3 separate regions of the Homo sapiens genome follow, and regions 1 and 3 are each linked to region 2. A link is a loop called in an ENCODE intact Hi-C map of the cell type or tissue named here. Cell type or tissue: PC-3. All regions are shown on one strand.

Evidence for each region. Peaks named below come from ENCODE experiments on the same cell type or tissue, not always from the same donor. Only the 100,000 strongest peaks of a DNase experiment are listed, where the experiment ranks them.
Region 1: it touches region 2 in a loop (10-fold over the local background); 42 of 110 quality-filtered maps call a loop at or near these places.
Region 3: it touches region 2 in a loop (6-fold over the local background); 78 of 110 quality-filtered maps call a loop at or near these places.

What each region holds. Positions count from the first base shown.
Region 1 is chr12:15,529,155-15,537,154 of GRCh38, forward strand. The region is part of intron 12 of PTPRO (protein tyrosine phosphatase receptor type O); the gene reads left to right. Among named protein-coding and RNA genes, the nearest start is that of PTPRO, 210 kb to the left of the region's middle. RefSeq lists enhancers at 5,304-5,393, 5,809-7,008. In PC-3, CTCF peaks have their summits at 3,422 (motif pointing right) and 3,629; a DNase peak (open chromatin) is centred at 3,417.
Region 2 is chr12:15,852,360-15,860,359 of GRCh38, forward strand. All of the region lies in intron 2 of LOC102724146 (a long non-coding RNA gene), which reads right to left. Among named protein-coding and RNA genes, the nearest start is that of STRAP, 26 kb to the right of the region's middle. In PC-3, CTCF peaks have their summits at 4,214 (motif pointing left) and 6,217 (motif pointing right); a DNase peak (open chromatin) is centred at 4,192; H3K4me3 peaks cover 633 bases; H3K27ac peaks cover 1,211 bases.
Region 3 is chr12:15,265,836-15,273,835 of GRCh38, forward strand. It overlaps LOC105369673 (a long non-coding RNA gene), which reads right to left. Exons shown (of 3, transcript XR_007063224.1): 3 at 3,104-3,307. Among named protein-coding and RNA genes, the nearest start is that of RERG, 48 kb to the left of the region's middle. In PC-3, CTCF peaks have their summits at 3,287 (motif pointing left) and 3,490; a DNase peak (open chromatin) is centred at 3,276; H3K27ac peaks cover 49 bases.

The DNA of each region.
Region 1 (8,000 bases), 320 kb before region 2:
ATAAAGCCCAAAAGACAAATCTTTTAAAAATAATAATAGCTACAGCAACCTGTTAAGAGATAGGTAATGTAAAGCATGTAAATTGAGGCAACAAAGTCAAAATTGGGTGGTGGAGAGAGATGAAGTTAAATTTTTAGGTGTGGTAGTTTTGCTTTTGTTTCTATTCTTTTGCTCATGATCTAAGATAAGTTGTCATCTCTCTAAAGTAACTTGTTATGGCCAGGCATGGTGGCTCATGCCTGTAATCCAGCACTTTGGGAGGTCAAGGTTGGTGAATCGCTTGAGCCCAGGAATTCAAGACCTCATCTCTACTAAAAAAAAAAAAAAAGGAAAAAAAGAAAAGCTGGGTATGGTGACACATGCCTGTGGTCCCAGCTACTTGGGAGGCTGAGGCAGGAGGATCACTTTAGCCCAGGAGATTGAGGCTGCAGTGAGCTGTGAGCTGTGATTGTAACACTGCACTCCAGCCTGCATGACAGAGCAAGACCCCCATCTTAAAAATAAGCAAATAAATAAATAAACTTGTTAAATCTATAAGATTTTTTATAAGCCTTGTGGTAACCACAGCACAAAATCATATAATCAGTTCATTAAAAATAAAAAGCAACAAATTAATACATAACACTTAATAATCACTTAACCACAAAATATGAAGAGAGGATTCTCAAAACAATCTGAAAACAGGCAACAAAACGGCAGTAGTAAATCCGTACTTAGCAATAATAACACTGGATGTATATGGTCTCAATTCTCAATTAAAAGTCACAGTGTGGCTGAATGGATAAAGAAATAAGACCCAACTATATGCTGCCTTTGAGAAACCCACTTCACCTGTAAAGACACACAGGGACTGAAAGTGAAGGGGTGGAAAAAGATATTCCATGCAACTGGAAAACAAACAAGCAAAAAAGCAGATGTAGCTATGCTTATATTAGATAAAATGGACCACAAATCTAGAATTGTAAAAACAGACAAAGAGGGTTACTATATAATGATAAAGGGATCAGTTTAGCAAGAGGATATAACAATTATAAATATCTATGCACCCAACACTGGAGCTCCTAAGTAAATAAAGTAAACATTAATAGATCTAAAGGAACAGATAGACTTAATTACAGTGATAGGAGGGGACTTCAACACCCCACTCTCAGTAACGTATAGATCTTCCAACAGAATAACAACAAAGAAACAACAGAGTTAAACTACACATGAGACCCGATAGGCCTAATAGACATTTAAAGAACATTTCACCCAACTGCTATGGAATACACATTGTTTTCACTGCACATGGAACATTCTCCAGAATATATCATATCTTAGGACACAAAACAGGTCTCAACAAATTCAAAAAGTACATATCATATCAAGTATCTTTTCTGACCACAATGGAATAAGACTAGAAAGTGGTAACAAGAGAAATCTCAAAAAATAAACAAACACATGGAAATTGAACAACATGTTCCTGAACAACCAATGAGTCAATGAAGAAATTAAGAAAGGAATTTTAAAAATTCTTGAGACAAATGAAAATGAAAATACAACATACCAAAATCTGTGGGATATAGCAAAAGCCATAGTATGAGGGAATTTTATAGCAATAAATGCCCTTAATATAAAAAAGTAGAAAGTTCAAATACACAACCTAATGATGTACCTCAAGGAACTAGAAAAGCAAAAGCAAACCAAACACTAAATTAGTAGAAGGAAAGAAATGTAAAGGTCAGAGCAGAAATAAATGAAATTGAGACTAAAAATAAATACAGAAGATCAACACAACAAAAAGTTGGTTATTTAAAAAGATAAAATCAACAAACCTTTAACTAGACTGAGAAAAAAAGAGAGAAGACCCAAAGAAATAAAATCAGAAACAATAAAGTAGGCATAATAAGAGACCTCATAAATACAAAGAATCATGAGAGACTACTATGAACAGCTATAAACCAACAAATTGGAAAACTAGAAGAAATGGATAGATTCCTGAACACACCTAATGAGACTGAACAATTAAGAACAAGAAAACCTTAATGAACCAATAATGAGCAGTGAGATGAAAGTCATAATAAAGTCTCCTACCAAAGAAAGCCCAGGTCCTGATGGCTTGACCCCTGAATTTCACCAGACATTTAAAGAAGGACTAATGCCAATCCTGCTCAAACTTTTCAAAAAAGCTGAATAGGAAGGAATACTTCCAAATTCATTCTGTAAGATAATATGCCAAGAAAAATAATAGGCTGTGGATAAGGAAAAACAGATACTTTAACATTCTTGCAAATGAACTGGATCTTTTTGTGTAGTGTAATGTCAAAATAATTCTTTATATTATGACATACAGCTGGAAAGTGACTGTGTAGCATACAACTGGAAAGTGACTGTGTAACACAAAACACATCTTCTACATTCAAAAATTGACCATTTATTGCGGTATACATTTAGTTTCTGATACTTATAGGGAAACTCGAAGACAGTATCCTAAAATCTGCCACAGACAATGGAGGATGGATTGACACAAAGTTGTGTGATAGACCTTTAGAGACAGTATGACCGAAAGAGTGGCAACCCAAAACTAAATGCATAATTTCAATATGTAATTTTCACAGCAGAGATTTTATAATTTTCATATTTCAAAAATTAAGTTTATCTAATGGCAATAAAAGTGTTTTCCACATAGTTAATGCAATTTAGTGACATCATTTTTTAAGATGTCTGCTAATTTTTGTGTCTGAATTTGTTCATAACAGTCTCAAGCCATCTCTGTTATTACATGTGTTCATATTAGCAGCTGTAAGTAAAGACTAATTCGTGGTTGTTTTATTAGTAGCTTAAATACCATGGGTAGTATTGTTGGCAGTGATGTACTTTTAGAAAAATTTTAGAAAATCTAAAAAACAAAAAATACGATCTTTCCTCAATTTACCCAGTAATTGCATTTCTCCAGAACTCAATGCATAGGTCACTGAGTCTTAAATTTCTTTGTCTCCTATTTGCCAAGACAAAAGCTAAGTTTTTGTGCTGAAATACTTTAAAATTGTATAGGTAATTTGGAAATATGTGATGTGTTGATTAGACACTATGGAAGTAAAAATTATAATATTGAATAATTTATAATTTTAAATACTATCTTAATTGGATTTAAATATGCCTTTTCATGACAACTTTCTTCTAAATTATTTTACTTAATTTCTTTTTAAAAACTTTCAATATTATGTAGCAAAGTACTTGCAATTTACACTTATGGTGGATTTTCTCTGGTATGACATTTGAAAGTCATGTGGGATGTGGGACATGGGACAATTTGTCTTTTGGTGTCCTCTTAATAATTCCAGGACGGCTAGCATTTCTAAGTCCTGACCACAAAAGAACAGCTAATTCCCTCTGCTGTGACTAATAAAAACATTCCTCCAAACTTTCAAACACCCTCAAGGGGGCACTAGTGCCCCAATTGAGGATCAAGGGTTGTCTCTTACCTTTCCTGCACTGAAGGCAATCTGCTCTTCCTCCCTTGTGGTCTATACTTAAATTCTACGAATGTGGAGAGCACCAACTTCCAACTTTGCATAATCTTTCTATTAAGAAAAAAGTTGCCTGTCTACCAATTCCAGCCATTATCTCTGACTCTGACCTCTGTGGGTGTAAAGGGCCGTTCAAAAACTCATTTCCAGGTAACTGTAATTACTTGAAGATTGAGCTCATATTCCCAATGTCTTCCTTTTTCCAAGCTTTACTAATACAGGAAGCTATTAAGTGTTTCTCAGGTCCTAGCAGCTTTCTCCAACTCATTTGGTTTTTCAGTCTCCCTTAAAATTTAAGTTCAGAGGTGGTCTTATCAAAGTAGCATTTAGTGGGCCTATTGGATACTTCACTGAAATTTCTATGTGACATCATGGTCGAAGGTGCCTCAGGAATATGAGTCAAAGTCATGAACTAGTACAACTGTATCTACATAGGACTGTGAGTTAAAACCATGATAGTTTCCCAAACTTATCAAAATGTTTGGAGTCTCCATGTCTCCCTGATAATAGAATGGACTATGTAAACCAGCTTGGAAAATTTATTTAAACTTTACAAGAAGGAAAGTTGAGTTTTCATGGAAATTATTTCTAGTTAATGTAACCCTTAGGATCAATAACCTTTTTCTTATTGGTATCTTAAATATCAAATGGAATATTGTTTCTATCTTATTCCTCTCTGTAGACAAGACAATCTTTTTATGATGTGCCTTTCTTATTTTCTTGAAAACATATAATGTTGGTTTTTATCCTTTAGTCAAAAGATCTGTTCTACTAATCATGTTATTGTGTATATAAGCCCTTTCCATTTTATATAACACAATGCCTGAACACCTATAACTGCTTAACAGATACTGTTGAATGAATTGAAATTGCGGACCTCAAAGTTGAACATAGTATTGCAGTTAATATTTAATCGGAACAAGTTTAACCTTTCAGAGAAGTGAAATAATATCTTGCTTTAGTAGTACCTGAATTGCAGGTTTTGTGTGTGTTTGTGTGTGTTTTTTACAGAACTTTCATTCTAGTTGTTTTATGTTTCTTCCCAGCATTCATTTTGATATATATAGAAGTCATAGTCATTCTCCTTTAAAGAAAAATACAACTTTGGCACAGATTTTTCAGAGCATGTTTGAATCAGAATGCCATTGTTAAAGCTGGGGCCGTAACTGGTTGGGCTAACCTGCAGTTCAATTTATCTATAATAGAGGCCTCTTTAGAATGCCTCTGAATGACTCCTGTGTCATGGAGGGTAGGTTCTACCTCTATAGAAAGAAACCAAACTACCAATGAGTCCAGTATCATATAAATTAATCTAATGTGTCATGTGCAAGGGTAGAGAGCCCTCAAACAGTTGCCAATAATTCTCAACATTGTATCATCAATAAACATCCATAAAAAGAAATGCACCAATAATGGTGCTTTTCCCAGGATGTTGAACCAACCATCCCATTAGGAATTTTAGGTTGCCAGCAGTTTCACGAAACTTTGGTGGTATGTGGTGACAGGTCCCTTTGACAGTCAGTCATTACTATCTTCTAGTCTTGGTGAATCAACCTGGATCCCTGGGCCAACTTTAAGAGGACATGTTAAGTCTACATAAGATAATCAGTTTCCCAACCTTAAAAAAAAGAAAAAGAAAGGAAAGAAAAAACAGGAATGAGACGTGTTGGACACATCACAAATAGCTCTCTGGTAATAGAATATCCATTCATCAATCCATTTAACTAATATATATTAAGAACCTTCTAAGTACTACTCAGATGCCAGAGTACTTGTGGTAGTCGTGATGGTAATGAACCCAGAGCGCTACTTTCACTTTCTGTTCACAAGGAGCTTATGATCTAGTGAAGGGGAAGATGGTAATAGTGCTGTACAGTGCTCTACAACAGGGAAATGTGGTGCAGAATGACTGTGTGGTCAAAGCTTTCTTTGAGGAAGCCATGGAGGCTATGGTCTGAATAACAAGAAGAACCAGCCACAAAAAGGCCAAGAAGGAGGATGCCAGACAGAGGGAACAGGCAGGCCTGAGTATAGATCTTTTAAGGCATGCAGTTGGAATATTATCTTCAGAGTAATGAAGGGCCATTTAGAGAACTTAAAATAAACAGTCCGATTTACATTTAAAACAATCCCTCTGGTTGCTTAATGAGAAAGGGATTATTGTATCAACAATGAAAGTAGGGGAACTAATTAAGGGGCTATTTGTGCCAGCTTTAAAAATTATATTCTAATTCAAAGAAGTTGCAAGAGAGTGATGGTAACTTTGACTACGGTGGTTGTAATGGAGATGAAGAGAAGTGGACAGAATTCAGGAGCTCTTTTGGAGGTTGTGTCCACAGAACTTTCTGATACGGCAGAAACACGAAGTGAGGGAAAGGGAAATTAATGACTCCCAGGCTTCACCCTTGAGCAACTAGGACAAATGGTGGCGCAATTCACTGAGATTGAGATGACTAGTAAAACTACAGGAGGAGGACATTTAGGGTGAAGTAAGAATCAAGGATTCTTCTTTGGATGTAAACAAATTTAAAATGATTATTGGATATCCCGGTGCAGATGTGAAGGCCAGGGGAGAATTCTGGGCTGGAAATATAAATTTGGAAGTGTCTGGATGAAATCACCAAGTAGTAAGTAAAGACAGGGAAGAAAAGAGAAGCCCTGGATCAACTCTAGAGGAGCCACCCCAGCAGTTAGAAATTCAGCTTAGCAGGAAGCATCAGAAAGAGAGAGTGGAAAGGAACAGCTAAGGAGGTCAGAGAAAACAAAACAAAACAAAACAAAAACAGAATTGCACACCACCATCATCAAACTTATGCTTTATCCTGACCACAGACATGTTCGGGCACGTTCGAGATAAGGAATCATATAACTTTAGTGCTAGGAGAGCTTTTGGAGATAATTCAGTGCTATGTCCTCATTTGAACAAGCTGGCGCTTAGAGAAATGTGACACGCTTTATACATTGCTAGGTCTTGGTCCAGAAACAGTCATTTCGTACTTTTTATCCATCTGCTGCTTCTATTCCTGGACTGGGGTGTGGCCTTTTTCCTTCAAACTTCATTTTTTCTATTAAAAAATTTAACAGAACAGGGAGGAGCCTCATACCCACTTTTGTGACTTTCCGTTCCTCTTTGGAATTTGGTCTTAGGGACATTGGCTTGATTTTCTTAATCTTACTCATACAAACCTTTATAGAGATTAGAAATCTTTAAAACATAATTTGGCTATGGACAAGAAAAAAATCAAAATACTTTGAAATGTTAAGTATTTGGGGGATAGTAGGCTTTTTCTCTCTGTCTCTCTCAAATATGGTTATAGATACATAGAAATCTGTAGGCTGCCAGTCAGCTAGAAAGAAGCTAATAAAATGCTTAAGGTCTTATACTTTTTTAAAAAATTATTCATCCTGTGAATCAGAGAATATTTACTTAGCATTTACTATATGCCACACACTATTCTTGGTTCTGAGCATACAGAAATGAACAAAACTGACAAAAATGTCAACCCTCATTCTAATGGAGAAAAGGAGATGATAAACATAAATATAAGAATGTTAAATGGTGATAAGTGTCATGGAGAAAAGTGAAAGAGGAAAAGAGGATAGGAAGTGCTGTGGGGGATGGGTGCAATTTTTGTGAGGAGTAGAGTAAGTGTCACTGTGAAGGTGATGTTTGAGTCAGAGCCTAAAGGAGATGAGGGAGTAAACCAAAGAGATCACTGGGATGAGATTCTGTAGGCAGAAGGAACCACAGGTGCCCAGCTATGGAAGCATAGTGTTCCTGGCAAGTTCAAGGAAAAGTCAGGCAGGCAGTGTGGCTGCAATGGAACAAACAAGGTAGAGAGCCATAGATACAGGGCAGAGAGGTAGCAAGGGAACAGACCGTGTAGGGTCATTGAAAAGACACTTTCCTGTGAGTGAGATGATTCTCCATTGCATGCTTTAAGCAGAGGCGCATAACCTAACGGGTTTCACTGGGTCACTCTGGTGATAATAGATTGTTCAGGGCAAGGATAAGAGCAGGAAGGAGCCAATTAGGTAATATGACCATACATCCCTGTTGCCTTAGACAATACCACTTTGCAACTCTTATGGATTATTTAAAAGGCAGTAATCCTCTTTAGGATTTGGGGCAAGGCTTTTCTGCCCCAAAAGTGTTCCCGTGTGGACATTTTTGATAAATTACATGGTCACCTTAAAGTTTAGAGAACACTGAGTCTGTCCAGATAAGAGATTATACTTGTTTAGGTCAGACTGGGAGCCACAGAGGCGATGAAAAGTGGTCAGATTCAAAATTTATTTTGAAGGTGTTGCTGAGAAAATCTGCTGATGGACTTAGATGTTGTCTATGAATGAGTAAAAGCAGCCTAGAGACACAGCAAGATTTGCGGCCTGAGCAATTGGAAAGACAGAGGTTTGATTTATTAACTTGGAAAAGATTATGGGACAGGCTGGTTTGGGGCAATGTCAGAAGTTCAGGTCTGGGTGGGTCAA
Region 2 (8,000 bases):
AATTTCCAAACCAATCATGGCATGAGGAAGGAAAGCCTTAAGCAGCTGCTGGAGCTGTGACTGAAACCGAGTTAGTGAGGCCTCATCATATCTGGATGGTTAGACAAGGTTTGCCTACAGGGAGGGTCTGTCAAATCATATTCCCTAGGCAACAGTCCTCTCTTACTCTACGTAGTGAAAGACTCTGACTCACTAGAAGACGGCAAGGACATTGCACCATTTGAATGATGCAAACAAACATTTGAATTACATTTATGTAATGTAATACATGGGGATGGCCTTTTACTTGCCTCATTCTCAAATATGTCTCAGGGTCTGGGGAACAACATGATGCCTTGAACAGATCCAAAATATCTGATAGGGGTGGGGTGCGGTGGCTCACGCCTGTAATCCTAGTACTTTGGGAGGCTGAGGAGGGAGAATTGCTTCAGTCCAGGAGTTCAAGACCAGCCTGGGCAACATGGTGAAACCCTGTCTCTACAAAACTGCAAAAATTAGCTGGGCCTGGTGGTGCATGCCTACAACCCCAGCTATTCAGGAGGCTGAGATGGGAGGATCACTTGAGCCCGGGATGGGTAGGCTGCAGGGAACTGAGATCAGGCCACTGCACTCCAGCCTGGGTGACACAGTGAGACCCTATCTCAAAAAAAGAAAAAAATAATAACCTGGTGGAGCCCTTGGTAGAGATAGTATTGAAGCCTGATAATCATTATAGAACAAGGGTTTCTTGTTCTTCATCTGATTGACAGTTATGGCAGTCCCCCAGTGACATGGAGTGTGGCATATATTAGGCTTTATACAGGAAATAAATCCTTTTTGGCAGAAATCTATGACTTCAGTGTCAAAGCAATTACATAGGCTATGTCATAGTGTAAAAGTATCAACTCAATTTTTCATTAAAACTAATGTTCCTTGGACCAAAAATCTTGACTCTCTTTCAGCCAACATCAAACCCATCAGCATCTTTTGTCAGCTTTTCTCTCAAAACATACCTAGAATCTGACCACCTCTTAACACCTCCACTGCTACCACCCTGGTCTGGATTTCTATCCTCTCTCCTCAGGAATATTAATATCCTCCTAATCTGGGTTCCTATGTTAAAGTCAGATCACCTCACTCTTTTGTTCAAAATTCTCTAGTTGGCTTCTCATGTTGTTACCAGAAAGGGGTCCCAATCCAGACCCGCAGAGAGAGTTCTTGGATCTCTAGCAAGAAAGAATTCAGGGCGAGTCCATAAAGTGAAAGCAAATCTATTAAGAAAGTAAGGGAATAAAAAATGTCTACTCCATAGGAAGAACATCCCCGAGGGCTGCTGGTTGCCCATTTTTATGGTCATTTCTTGATTATATGCTAAACAAGGGGTGGATTATTCATGAGTTTTCTGCGAAAGGGGAGGGCAATTCCCAGATCCCACAACTGAGGGTTCCTCTCCTTTTTAGACCATATAGGGTAACTTCCTGATGTTGCCATGGCATTTGTAAACTGTCATGGTGCTGGTAGGAGAGGCTTTTAGTATGCTAATGCATTATAATTAGTGTATAATGAGAAATGATGGGGACCAGAGGTCACTTTGTCGCCATCTTGATTTTGGTGGGTTTTAGCTGGCTTCTTTTCTCCAAACTGTTTTTATCAGCAAGGTCCTTATGACCTGTATCTTGTGCTGACCTCTTATTGCATCCTGTGACTAAGAATGCCTTAACCTCCTGGGAATGCAGCCCAGTAGGTCTCAGCCCTATTTTACCTAGCCCCTATTCAAGATGGAGTAGCTCTGGTGAGAGTGCCTCTGACAATCTCACTTTAAGTAAAAGCCAAAGTCCTTACAACACCCACGAAGACCTATATGATCTAGTCCCCTTTGCCTTTCTCATTTCGTCTCCTACCAGTCTCCAGGTCGATTATGGCACTCAAACCTTGCTGGACTCTTTGCTCTTATCTTCCCCTGAAATGTTCTTCATGCAAATATCCACATGGCTTCCTTCTTTATTTCCTTCAGGACTTTGCTAAAATGTGACATTATCAACGGTACTTCCTATAGCCTGTTATTTTTCTCTGCAGCTTTCATCACCGTGTGCCACACCATATATATTATTTGATTATTTATTTACTGTCTGTCTGCCTTCTCTAAAATGTAAACTCCATGGAAGTGGAAATTTTTTTGTATGTTTTGTTCACTGCTTTATCTGCAGTCTCTAAAACATTACCTGAATACAGTAGCACTCAATAAATAATTTTTCAGTACAGTATAATTGCATATTTCTCTGATTCGTTCACTAGACTCCAAGTAAATACTGCGTCTTATTCCTCTGTGTCAGTGTTCCACAAATGTTCTTTTAATGAATTAATATGAAATGTTCTGAAAAGAAATCTGTAGTTTCATTTGTTACTTTGAAATTCATGTTATTCTCACACCAAGTAGCAATTAATGGCAGAGATGGTATTATTTTGATGTTTGTTAGTTTGCTTGAATAGATTAGGAAAATAATTAAAAAGAAAACCATTTGAATATTGACTTCCAATCTTATTTTCAAATTAAAATTGTGCTCTAAAACCTACAAAAAGACTGAAGCAGACATTGAATTGTCCAGATATCGAACCCATGTTTCTTAGCTTGATACAAACACTTAGGCTTCTTGTTCTTGTATTTAATTCTATTTTATCCATTTCTATATACAGAGGATAAAGAGAAACATTCATCCTCATAGAATGGCATAGCATACAGAAGTGATGAGGGCTGTGCTCTAAGAGGATTAAGCACACAAAGAAGATAATTAACTTGCTGAGGTCTCACAGAAATGTGTGGAATAGCAAGAATAGCATTCAGAGTTTCTGTTATCTTAAGGAAGATCAATCAGTCAAATAGCTGCATGTTCATGATACAGAGTTTATTTGTAGCCCTAGGTATTAACTAACATAAGTTAAGAAAAATGTTTAACCCTAAACAAACATACACAAAAAATGTGAATAAAATTGGTTTGTTTTAAAATATAGGTTGACATCTAGTTTAAAGACCAAACCAGTGAATTTTCTGTTACTACCTTTAAAATCACTCACAATTGTAACAGAACTCCAAATATTAAAGTTTCACAATGGAAAATGATGGGAATGCAGAGGTACTGATGTTTTTAGACACAAATCCTTATAATCAATTTTATAGCCACTTATCAGACACTTTTGCTGGGTTGGGAAATTATGAATGATTTCAACTTTTCTTCCTTGAGCTTTTAGAGTACTGCAAAAAATTTAAAAAGATAATGTATTTTGTAATCAGAAAAAAATTATGAAAAATTACTACATGCTTATATAGTCTTCTCTAATGTGTAGTAATCACTCTTGAATGTAATGTTCAGGCCTAAAATTTAGACATTAGAAATGCACCTCACGTGTTCAAAAGCAAAAGCCTTGGCTGATCCAGCAGAAAAACAGCTCTGAGTTTACCAAATTTACCAATTCCCTGAGTACTGTTTATTATAAATTGGAAATGTAATGCCAGGCAGATGTGTCATCACCCAACAAAAGTGAAACTTAAAGAAGAATCATGTTTGACAAGCAATCAGACTTTGGAAAGAAAGGAATAGAGAAAAAGAAAACTCTGGAGAGAATTTGAGATTTCTTTGATGCCTCTAATACCCTAAATAAAAACAGTGGTGCAAAATGGCCATTTAAGAAAAATATTGCTGGAAGAGCCATTATCCTCTAAACTCTTAGGAATATTCATTAATATTCCTGAATACATTATTGCAGGCAAGATTTTAGAATCATTTAGAATATGTGCCACCAGGACATTCCCCACAGGAATATCCCTCTCCTACCAGGCTCTGAGCTTGGGAAGCTTGGTTCAATTTGACTCCCTTCCCCCACTACGAATGCCAATTCTTAGGTCTCTGCCAATGTGGAGTTAGTTGGCATACATGGAAGGAGGATGGCAGTTTGCTTTTCCTTCAACAACACCAGTTAGACTGAATAATTCCTGTGGGATAGAATTGCTTGAGATGATACTACATGAGGTGTTTATAAGAAAATTGATTTTTAAATAATTAAAACTCATAATTTTCTTAATGTGTATTAAAATATGCTCTAAATATAAATATTTTAATTTGCTAGTTGAAAATTAAAAATATTTATGTAAATTATGCACAATCCCTGAAAGGGTGCTTCAGCAAGTTGTAAATGGAACAATACATGGGAAGAGATTGCCATCTGGTGGCTGAAGGAAAAGTGCATTTTTGTGTAGGACAGGTATAAAAAACTTGTTTAAGCAAATAAATGTTAGTATGTTAGTATTCCCTGCTAACTTTTTTTTTTTTTTTTGTATCTTAGAGGCAGGATTTCGTTCTGTCACCCATGCTGGAATACAGTGGAGCGAGCACATCTCACTGCAGCCTCGACTTCCCAGGCCAAGTTGTCTTTCTTTCCACCTCGGCCTCCCATCTCAGCCTCCCAACTAGCTAGGACTACAGGTGAGTGCCACAACGCCCGGCTATTTTTTTTTTAATTTCTATGGAGACTGGATCTCACTGTTGCCTGGGCTGATATCGAACTCCTGGCCTGAGGCCATCCTCCTGCCTAAGCCCACTATCCTATTTTATTAACCAAACACTTCTATCTTAATTCAAGTATCAAATAAGATATAGAGGTACATGTGGTGGTTTTTTAAATATGTAAATGATTTTTCTCAATGTTACATATTCTTTCTCTTTAGAAGTGTAATATATAACATTGTGGAAAATATACATTTTTATATATCATGTATTTCTAAACTACAGAAAAGTATAGAGAAGGAAACAAAATCTATAACTCCACCACCTAGAGACAATCAAAATGAACATTTTTTTTTTGAGATGGAGTCTCGCTGTGTCACCCAAGCTGGAGTGCAGTGGCACGATCTTGACTCACTGCAACCTCCGCCTCCCGGGTTCAAGTGATTCTCCTGCTTCAGCCTCCCAAGTAGCTTGGACTACAGGTGTGCACCACCACGCCCAGCTAATTTTTGTATTTTTAGTAGAGACAGGTTTTTACCGTGTTAGCCAGTTAGTCGATCTCTTGACCTTGGCCTCCCAAAGTGCTGGGATTACAGGCATGAGCCACCGTGCCCGGCCCCACAATGAACATTTTAATAAATTTCCTGCAACTTTTTTTCTATGTATTCACATTCTTTTCATATAATTGATATCATAAGAAGTATTTAGTTTTGAACAGTGCTTTAAAAACATTACCAGTACATTATGTTTTTTTTTTAAACTATGTTTCAAGTTTGCTGTCATTTGAGAGAGGTTCTTTTCCTGGGAGAGAATAAAATATGCATATGCATGAATAGGTGACAGTATCCTTTGTTCAGGAAATTGCAAGTAGCTCAATGCTGTTGGAAAATGAAGTTGGAAACTTCCAGTTCAGTGAGAGTGGCTGGGAGGAGAATTAACAGGCGTTGGAGAGGTATGTGGAACACTGACCAAGAAGAACCACGGGCTTGTCATTTATCTACATTGTATGTTTATATGGATAATTATTGAGGAATTCTGGGTAATGAACCAAGGTTACTGGATTTGCACACCACAAAAAAATAATAAAATGATTTGACACTAATGGGGAGGATAGACTAAAATAATAGCTGTCAAAGCTGGCTGCACTTTAGAACTGCCCAAGGAGCTTTAAAAGTGCTAATCCCTAGACCTCAGTCCAAACAAATTAAATCAGGGTCCTTGGAAATGAGATACTTTAAAAGTTTCTCAGATGATACTATTATGCTGCTAGGGTTGAGATTCACTAAAGGGAGATGAAACTAGAGACAGAAATACCATTTAGAAGGGTGTTGCTTTAGACTATGTGAAAAATGATGTGTGCTTAAATTGGGTTAGTGACTGAACGTGTACAAGTTAAGTGGCAGAACTGACACAAGTTGCTAATTAATTGAGCACAAGGTATGAAAAAATAAAAGATTCAAGGATTATTCTCTAATAGTGCCTTGGTAAATGGCGGCGTTGACAGGAAAGAGAGCTGATTAGCTAAGTGTTTGGGAGGCAAGGAACGTGTGTTCATTAAGAAGCTACCATTTTCCTTTAGATGCATCATCAATGGCACAAACACTTTTAGACATATTTTCTGTTGCCCTGTTTTAAATCCTTGTGCCAGATATTGTCTGTTAGCTCCACCCTACTCTCTTTGTGATGGTGTGGTGAGAACTCTACCAAACTTCATTTTTGCTTCCCCAGGCTGTTCTGTGGTAGGGTCTTCCAGCAGGGGGCTCGAGAGGAGGACTGCAAAGCTGGAGAGGAAGGAGGGACAGCTTTTTCCTGTTTGCTGCTTTATGGCTTCCCATCTGCTTGTGGTTCTATTAAAAACTATTCCTGCTGCAGTTTTTGTTGTTGTTGTTGTTGTTGTTTGTTTGTTGTGTTTTTTGGTCGTTTTTTTTTTTTTTAACTCCTGTAGCATTTTTTTCTGTAGCAGCAGCAGAATCCAGGTTGCACTTTTTCACCACTTGCAGAACCAGCCTCAGGACCACCACCAGCCACTTCAACCGCCACCACTGACACCAGTATCAACTAGCTGGTGTCTGCTCCTGGGAGGCTGGGGTTTCAGGACCACAGTGCCCTTTTCTGTTTCAAGTTTTTCTCCTTGCTCTCTTTGATCCCTCAGGCTTGAGTGTGATACTTGCTTCCTGAAGTTGCTTTTTCCATGATTTGTTAGAGTTCTCTTTTTACCATTTCATAGTTAACACCTTCATAGCTATATAACTATTGTTTATATTAAGCTGTTTCTATTCAAATAACTGGTATATTTTCTGTCTCCTGATTAGACCCTGGAGGGCCACTATGAATAAAACGTGCCCTCTCAGCACTAATTTGGCCTGGCAGCCTTTCTAAGGACCACCACTCCATGTTTCCAGACTAAATAAACATTGAACTATAGTGGCAATTTAAGCAGTTATTTTTATAGAAAAGTTAAGTAAGCATTCCCAGTGATTGCAAAATACAAGAACCCAGGAGTTGTGACGACTTTATCTCATTCTTTTTCTTATACCACACAAGAGAGAGAAGAAGCACGGAAAGTCCTCGGATTTAGGCTTTCATATAGTTGTCCCTTGTTTCTGAACTCTATCTGTTCAAATCCTGACCTTCCTCCTGCAGACCCTATGCAATCCTCCACCATCTAGGGTCCCCACGTATTTTCTTCAGTTTTCCTTGGTCTGCATATTGCCAGAGAAACACAGGAGTTTGGCAAGGGAATACTGTGGGTTCTGGTGTTGTAAGTGGGGTAAAGGTAGTGAGGGCTCTGATTCCAGATTGGTCTCTTAATCAGTGAAGGCTGCTGCCATTTTCTACCTGATTTATCTAAGGAAAAGGGCAACTCACCATCATGAGTCTTAATTTTCTTTCCAAGACAACACAATCTAGCATCATATGAGGGGGTTATAATTTTCCTATTAATGTGGCTTTGACCCCATTCCTTAGAAAATAATAATGCTGGAATTCCTGAAAACGAATCTTCTGGCTTTTTCCTGAACATGTCCATATGACTGGAACCATCAGTTTAGTTTGAAATTACTCTGTGTGAATCATTTGAGAAAATGTTGCCAGCCTCAAATGGATTAATTCTGATAATGTACTATTTCCTCTCAGAAAAGTGTGGGTGATCGTGGTGGAAGATGGAGTTAGCCTACCAAACTATATCTCCATCCACAAAACCATGACAACTGACTTTTGTCTAAAACGTTCAGGTAGAAGCAATACCTAAAGTATCCATGGTAGATCTCTGTGTTCTCTTCACTTGGCATATAACTTGGGATCTCCCACCCCATATGCTGCTAATTTCACACCAAAATAATAATTTGATATTCATTCCTCTAGTTAAAGTTCTAGGGATATAGCCAAAACAAAGGGCAATAGAAGAGGGAGGAAAATAAAAAGAATACACTTATACTGTTCTTGCACAAATAACAGACTAACTCAATAGAACTCTCACCATTTAAAGGTAAGTAATAGAAACATAAATGTAAGAGACATAAA
Region 3 (8,000 bases), 590 kb before region 2:
TCTCTTCCCCCTAGTAACTTAAGGAGCCTCTATGGAAGTGGGGAGAGACAAAAGTGGAAGTCTGCTGGGTAGGGCTGCTTGGAAAACTTTTGCTTTCTTGACACAAAGGGATCTTTTCTGCTTGTACAGAATGTTGTGGAGATGTTGGCAGGTGTGATGCAGCAAGCATGGGGACTAAAGCAAACATATCATGGATTGTGGAGCAGAACTTGGACCAAACCCAAATCCCAATAAGCATTGCTGAACACTTGCATCAGCCCAGGATTACCTATCTATGGACTCCTACACCACATGCCATTAGATGCAGAGGCTACATCCTAAGATGTATTCCAGAAATCTTAGAACATAAAAATTATTTCTCACTCTGTCTACTTGTAGATAAATAGAAGCCATTGTTGTAGGACCCCATCCAGGGGCCTATGTCATATAAATTATTGAACGACAGTTTATTAGCCCATTCTCATGCTGCTATAAAGAACTACCCAAAACTGGGTAATTTATTAAAAAAAAAGAGGTTTAACTGACTCACAGTTTCACAGGCTATACAGAAGGCATGGCTGGGGAGGCCTCAGGAAACTTACAATCACAGCTGCAAGCGAAGGGGAAGCAGGCACATCTTCATATGGCAGCAAGAGACAGAGAGAGTGAAGCGGGAAGTGCTACACACTTTTAAACAACTAGATCACATGAGAACTCTATCACAAAAACAGCAAGGGGGAGGCCCCCCCGCCATGATCCAATCACCTCCCACCAAGCTCCTCCTCCAACACATGGGGATTACAATTCAACATGAAGAATTGGGTTGGGACACACAGAGCCAAACCATATCAGACAGTCAATTGAAATTTGACTTAAAAATCAGTAAACTACCTAGATAAGAGATTATAAATAACTTCCATAACAATTTGGTAATAAACTCCTGATAAGTCCTATATTTTTAAAAAATCCAGCTAAACTAAAACTAAACAAAAATGCTAATAATAGAGAGGCTTTCAAGTTCAGAAGAGTTAACGCTAGTTTAATTCCTCATCTTTATTCCCCAGAGTCTTGCTCTGTCACCCAGGCTGGAGTGGCATGCTGGGTTCACTGCAGCCTCTGCCTCCTGGGTTCAAGCAATTTGCCTGCCTTGGCCTCCCGAGTAGCTGGGATTACAGGCGCTGTGCACCATCACACCTGACTAATTTTTGTATTTTTAGTAGAGAGAGGGTTTCACCATGTTAGCCAGGCTGGTCTTGAACTCCTGACCTCAGATGATCCACCCGCCTCAGCCTCCCAGAGTGCTGAGATTACAGGTGGGAGGCACCGCGCCTGGACTCCTCATCTCTTTTCTTACCTTAAAGAAGTTAACTAACTTTTTGTCTCAATTACTTAATCTGTTAATTAGTCAATAATACCTTTTTCACAATATTATTGCTATACATGGAAAACAGCAGTTACATTTCTAGTACATGGTACTTTTTCAATAAATAGCAGCTATCATTAAAGCTCACAAAATCAAGTCATTCCCTAAGGTCACTAGCTATGCCAATTGATTCTTCTTGGGGCAATTGATTCTTCTTTTACGTAATAAGTGGATTAGACAAAATGACTCTTTAATATTCTATAACTACATAAGACAAAAGTTGTCCCTATAAACCAGCATCTCATACAAGTGGAGTTGCAGAGAAAGAAAATAATACTTGAGTTCTAGTCCTAACTCCACCACTGCCCACCAGGTCAACAGAGAAACCACAGATCCCTTCTGTGTAGAATTACAGGGTTGAGTGAATATGATCTCTGATAGTCTCTGATGCTGTTGGTACCAGACAAAAATGTCTGATACTTTTGGTCATGGTGGGCAGACAACATGTGAAAGCAGAAGTGAGTTCAAAGCTGGAAGAGTTCACCATATTTCAGGATCAACTGCTGAGACTTGGATGTCTGGCACCATTTTGATCAAAGGCTCAAACCTGTGCCTCTTGACTCTGGTGTCCAGTGCTGGGAAGTCTATTTGAGACACAGTTTTGCTTCCCTTGCTCTAGGATAAAAGGGAAGTTATAGGCTTGTATTAATTAAACGTCCGTAAAGTGTGGATGAGTGAGGCACATATACAATGAAAGTAAAAAGGGATGTAACCAACCTAAGGAAGGAGTTCTAAATTCCATCACCACACACTAGGCCTATATGAAGAGATAACACAATAATTATAGAAAAGGGATTATAAGCACCAGGACCTGAAAATCACCCCCCTCCTTTTTTTTTTTTTAATGGAGATAGAGTCTTGCTATGTCACCCAGGCTGGAGTGCAGTGGCATGATCTCGGCTCACCGCAATCTCCGCCTCCTGGGTTCAAGCAATTCTCCTACCTCAGCCTCCCGAGTAGCTGGGATTACAGGTGCCACACCCTGCTAATTTTTTGGGTTTTTTTTGTATTTTAGTATCACCATGTTGCCCAGGCTGGGCTCGAACTCCTGAGCTCAGGCAATCCGCCCGCCTCGGCCTCCCAAAGTGCTGGGAAAATCCCCTTTGAATGTCAGGGACAGGTTACCTAGGAGAAAGGCACAGCATTGCAAACATAAAATTAAGCAGTTAATTTCAGAGGAAAAGACTGAGTTTTAGAAAGCCCCTGTTCACTGGAAACAAAAAATGTGACCATACAAAAGAGCCTATAGCATCATTTCCAGTTTAGTCTAGTTAGTAGGGAGGGAATCATGATGTGTTGTGTGTGTGGTCTGGGCCTCAAGCCATTGGGAAATGCTTAGAAGAATTTGATCTACTATGTTTGTAAGTCTGATTTACTTGATTTACAATTTCTACAATTTCAGTACTTAGCAAGATGTTGTTAGATCTGTATTTGAGTGTTTAAAATAAAATCTGTATATATCTTAGTCAATTAAACATTTGAGATAATACAGATGTATTAAAGTTGTCATTGTAGTTTAACATATCCAAGGCAATTTTATTAAATACATAAAATGGTGTTGTTTGAAAAAGAATTTGATCTCACATATCAAATTCAGAAAAGCATTTTTTCAAAGTTACTAAATGTAAAAATAAAATAAGATTTATAATTCAAACTTAAAGTCTTGAAAATTTTTAATTTAAAAATTGTACCTTTAATCAAAGGAATATTGATTAAAATCCAAGTTTGGGATAGAATTCCTGTTCCTGAACAAAATCCCCACTGATATTATTCCTTTCAGCATTTGTCTTCCTGTAGTCTGGCTACCCCAGGCAAAGTGCAGCAGGAGGCAGAAGAATCCCATCATAAGTAGGTAGGCACAAATCTTTCACGTGTTTCTGCCCATGCCTGCATCTGTAGTGCCACCTAGTGTCAGAGAGGGATAATAACATTTTTAGAAGTCAAGGGTGGAGCATGAAACCCATTTCAATTCTCAATTTTTTCTTAAATTCTGAATGTGTGAAACTTTCCAAAATCGTGGTGTCTAAGCCTTTTTTCTCTCTGCTGTCTCATGGCATTTTGTGTTTTCTTGTTTATATTCCCATAGCACATTCTATTCATATCATTGAGTATATTTCTTAGCTTTGGGTTTAGTAAAACCTCTGCCTTCATGCAGCTTGTGCACTAGTAAGATTTCCACTTCTGTCATACTATTTATCACAGCTGGTTCATATCAGCATCATTTATATATGTCCACCTCTTTTATTGCCTGGGAGCTGTTTTCTCAATAGTGCCTCATTACTAAAGAGGGCCTTGCCTTGTGTTCAATGAATACATATGGAATTAAATAGATGAGCAAAAAAGAATATTGAGCATAATGTACAAATAAATTGATTTTATAGATTTAATGTTCCTTTCATCTTTGTGTATTTGGTCAACAATTATTTTCTTCATCTGTTTTATGCTGGAAGTCACACTGTTGTATACTTTCTAGCTAGAATAAGAGATAGGATAATGGAATTTCTCTTCTTTTGCATGAGAATGATTAGACGCTTATAAAAGAAAACGGTCAAGTCTACGATTTTTACAAAATAACATCATTTAGTCATCTTTTCTACTGTATTCTATTTCCTAATTTATCAAATGTTATGTGTCATGTGAGAAAATTTATTCAAGTACTACATACACAAACATCATCTTCCACAAACATGTCCTACTGTTAAATAAACATATCATTAATGAATCACAATGTTCAACTCATTAAAAGAAATTATAATTTTTTTAAAAGATAATTAATACTGGATGAGTTGAGGTAGAAATAATAGGTAATAATAATAGTAGTAGAATAATAGAAATAATAATGAATAAAAAATAATAGAAATATTTTATTTGATCCCAGGATACCTGATATCAAATGTACCATTTTAAGGAATCTTATATACTAGTCTTTTAAAAATGTAAACAATATTAACTAGATTCACAATAAAGAAGCTGATCTGCATAATTTTCATGTATTTGAAGCTCATGCAAATACAGAATGTAAAAACACCTATGATGTTTTGTTTCCTCATTCTAACCCCTAGAATGTGTGAATATGCTATATCACATAGCAAAGTCAGGCTAAGGTTGCTGATAAAATTATAGTTGCTAATCAGCTGACCTTAAAATAGAAAGTTTAGCCTGGCTTATTGAGGTGGGCCCAATGTAATCATGAGGATCTTTAAAAGTGGAAGAGAGAATCAGGAGAGAGCACCAGAGGTGGTAGCATGAGAAGAAGCTCAGCCTGACTTTGCTGGCTTTGCAGATGGAGAAAGAGGGCCAGGAGTGAAGAGGGCAGCCTCTAAAAACTGGAAAAGGCCAGAAAACAGATTCTTCCTAATAATTCTCAGAAAGAAACACTGCCCTGAGGGCACTTTGATTTTAGCCCAATATGTTAGTCCGTTATTGCACTGCTATAAAGAAATGCCTGAGACTAGGTAATTTATGAAAACAAGAGGTTTAAGTGGCTCATGTTTCTGCAGGCTGTACAGGAAGCGTAACAGCATCTGCTCCACTTCTGGGGAGGTCTCAGGAAACTAACAATGATGGTGGAAGGCGAAGGGGAAGCAGGCATGTCTCACATGGCTAGAGCAGGAGGAAGAGAGTTGCAGGGAGGTTCATGGAGGGGATGGTACCAACCCATTCATGAGAAACTGCCCCCATGATCCAATCACCTCCCACCAGGCTCCACCTCCAACACTGGAGATTGCAATCGAACATGAGATATTGATGAGGACACAGATCCAAACCATATCACCCAGTGAGACCCATGTCAAACTCCTAATCTAGAGAACTGCAAGTTAATACATCTGTGTTGTTTCTTTGCCACTAGATGTGTGGTAATGCGTTGTGGCAGTGATAGGAAATTAATTCATTCCTACACCCTTCTACTAAAGAATGATAGAAACTGTTGAAATTGCATTCCATTAGCTGTCAATATTGTTTATATTAAGTATTTAAATTAGGCTGCAAAAGTCAGGCAAGGAATAAACAATCCAGTCTTTTGATAGCAATACCAGAAGGATTTCATTAACTTGGGATTTCCTAACATCCAGTTAGTGATATATTGAGAAAGACCAAAGATCAAACCCCTATTATGGAATAAGAGTTATAGTCATTTATTTAGTATATATACATATACAAATTGTTCATATACAATATATAGTATATATGAGCAATTTACTTCATAACCTCACTCTTTCTATATATATGTGTGTGTGTGAACATATATATATTTATACATATATACATATATGCATTTTTTTCACATATATATTTTATACAGACGTGTGTGTACATATGTGTCTGCACACACACACACACGCACACATATATATATAAAATCCGGAACAAGTAAAAATATAAGATAGCAGACAAAATGTCTCAGTTAGTTACTGGCCAATCTGCATTTGGGTTTTTTCCTGTGCTTTAAAAGTGATATTGAATTTTCTCCAGATTTTCTATGCTGTTCTGATCCAGTTCGTGTTGCAACCCCATTTTCTTGTACCAAAACCTTTATCACGATTTGTAAAAGATTCTCAGTATGTAAAATTGTAATTGCTTCTAGATTTTGTCATCAATACTTTTATAAGGTTTCGCCTTCTCCAATAGACCTGAAAAATGCCAAGTTCTTACTTTGCCTGTTATCCCAGAGTGACTTTGCTTTTAGCTTTCTCAGTGCTTCAGCTCTGCATTGAGTTCTGATCTCTCTCCTAAGTCCTGTGTCTGTGTGCACTCAAAACAACATTGGTAGAGCCAAGTTAAATCCTCCAATATGATGTCAGGTCAGGAGCATAGCTTGAGACTTCTGTTTTCATCGTGGCTCTGCTACTTACTACCTATGTGACTTGGAACAAACTTTGGTGTCCTCCTTATTACTCCATTTCTCATCTATAGAATGGAAGATATTAATACACACCTAACAGAGTGGTTGTCAGGATTAGATGAGTATATATAACACTCATCTACACAAACATTTACCATATAAAATACCATTCCATGATAGTGAATGCTACCATGAAAGTTGTGCTAACCAGAACTAATATTATCAGGAAGTATAAGGAGGCTTAGCTTCTACATGTATAAATCTGAGTATTGATATGATATTGTCAAGACTCTCTTCCTCTCTTAGTTCTGCTTTTTATTTGCGCTGATCTTATTTTCAGGGTATCTGTTTGTGGTAGCAAAATGATTGGCAGTAGCTTCATCTTCTGAGCAACCACAGCAGGAGAAAAAAAAAAAAGGAGTATATCTTTAAAGGTGCTTCAATATAAATCCCAGAATTAGTTCTGATTGGCCCTAACGGAATCATGTGACTAGTCCCTAAACCAATCACCATGTTCAGAAGACTACAAGCCTCTTATTGGACAGTCTGGAAACAGAAGCAAAATAAAATTCGGGGAAATAGAAGTGAAAAAGCTGGCACAAATAACAAGCAAAAGCTTCCAGAAACATCATCCCGTTCAGCTGCATCCATCCTGTACAAAGGAGTCTGGTGAGGGGGCCCAAGCAGCTGCTGAAATCCAGCCAATTCCCCTCTTGTCCCACCTAACTGGGAGCCGAAGATCCTCAGGTGTCCTTTGTGCTAGGTGTGGCCCTGATCACATTCCCTTCCCCACTCCATGTCCCCAGGCCATGAGTAGGGCTAAGCTGAGAGAAGGAGAAAAGCTTTGAACTAAAGGGGAGATAAAAGTCTTATTTTTATTTGACGAGGCATTTTAATACCTAAAAATTACTAATTTTATATATACATAAAATATATATATACATATAAACGCATATATATAAAATATATGTATATATTACATATAACTAGTAATTTTATATAGTAATATATAACTACTATATATATAACTAGTTATATATATAAAAAATATATATATATATATATATTTTTTTTTTTTTGAGACGGAGTCTCGCTCTGTCACTCAGGCTGGAGTGCAGTGTCGTGATCTTGGCTCACTGCAAGCTCCGCCTCTCGGGTTCACGCCATTCTCCTGCCTCAGCCTCCCGAGTAGCTGGGACTACAGGCGCCCGCCACCACGCCCCGCTAATTTTTTGTATTTTTAGTAGAGACGGGGTTTCACTGTGTTAGCCAGGATGGTCTCGATCTCCTGACCTCGTGATCCACCCACCTCGGCCTCCCAAAGTGTTGGGATTACAGGTGTGAGCCACCGCGCCCGGCCGTAATATTCTTATAATACCTAAAAGGGACTGGAAAACTGTGGAATCACCAAGATACATTAAGGGATGAAGACAAATAAGACAGAGCAAACCCGAAGGTAGTAGTTGGAAGAAAAACATAAGACTGTGTTCAGGTTGTGCCTGTTAAGTCAGCTCATTCACTAAAGCTGGTTACTTGTGGGCATGATGGTCTCTTTACAGCATTGCAGAATTTAAAAATTTGTATAAAGAATATATTTATCACTAGGCACGCACCAGGAAACAAAGTTTCATTTCTCTGAAAAACTAACGGAGGCCGAGGAAGGAAGCCAATATTTATCGATGTGAACCATGAACTCAGCCCTGTATCTTCTTGATCCCCTGGAATGCTCCCAAAGATCCTGAGACATGTTATTGT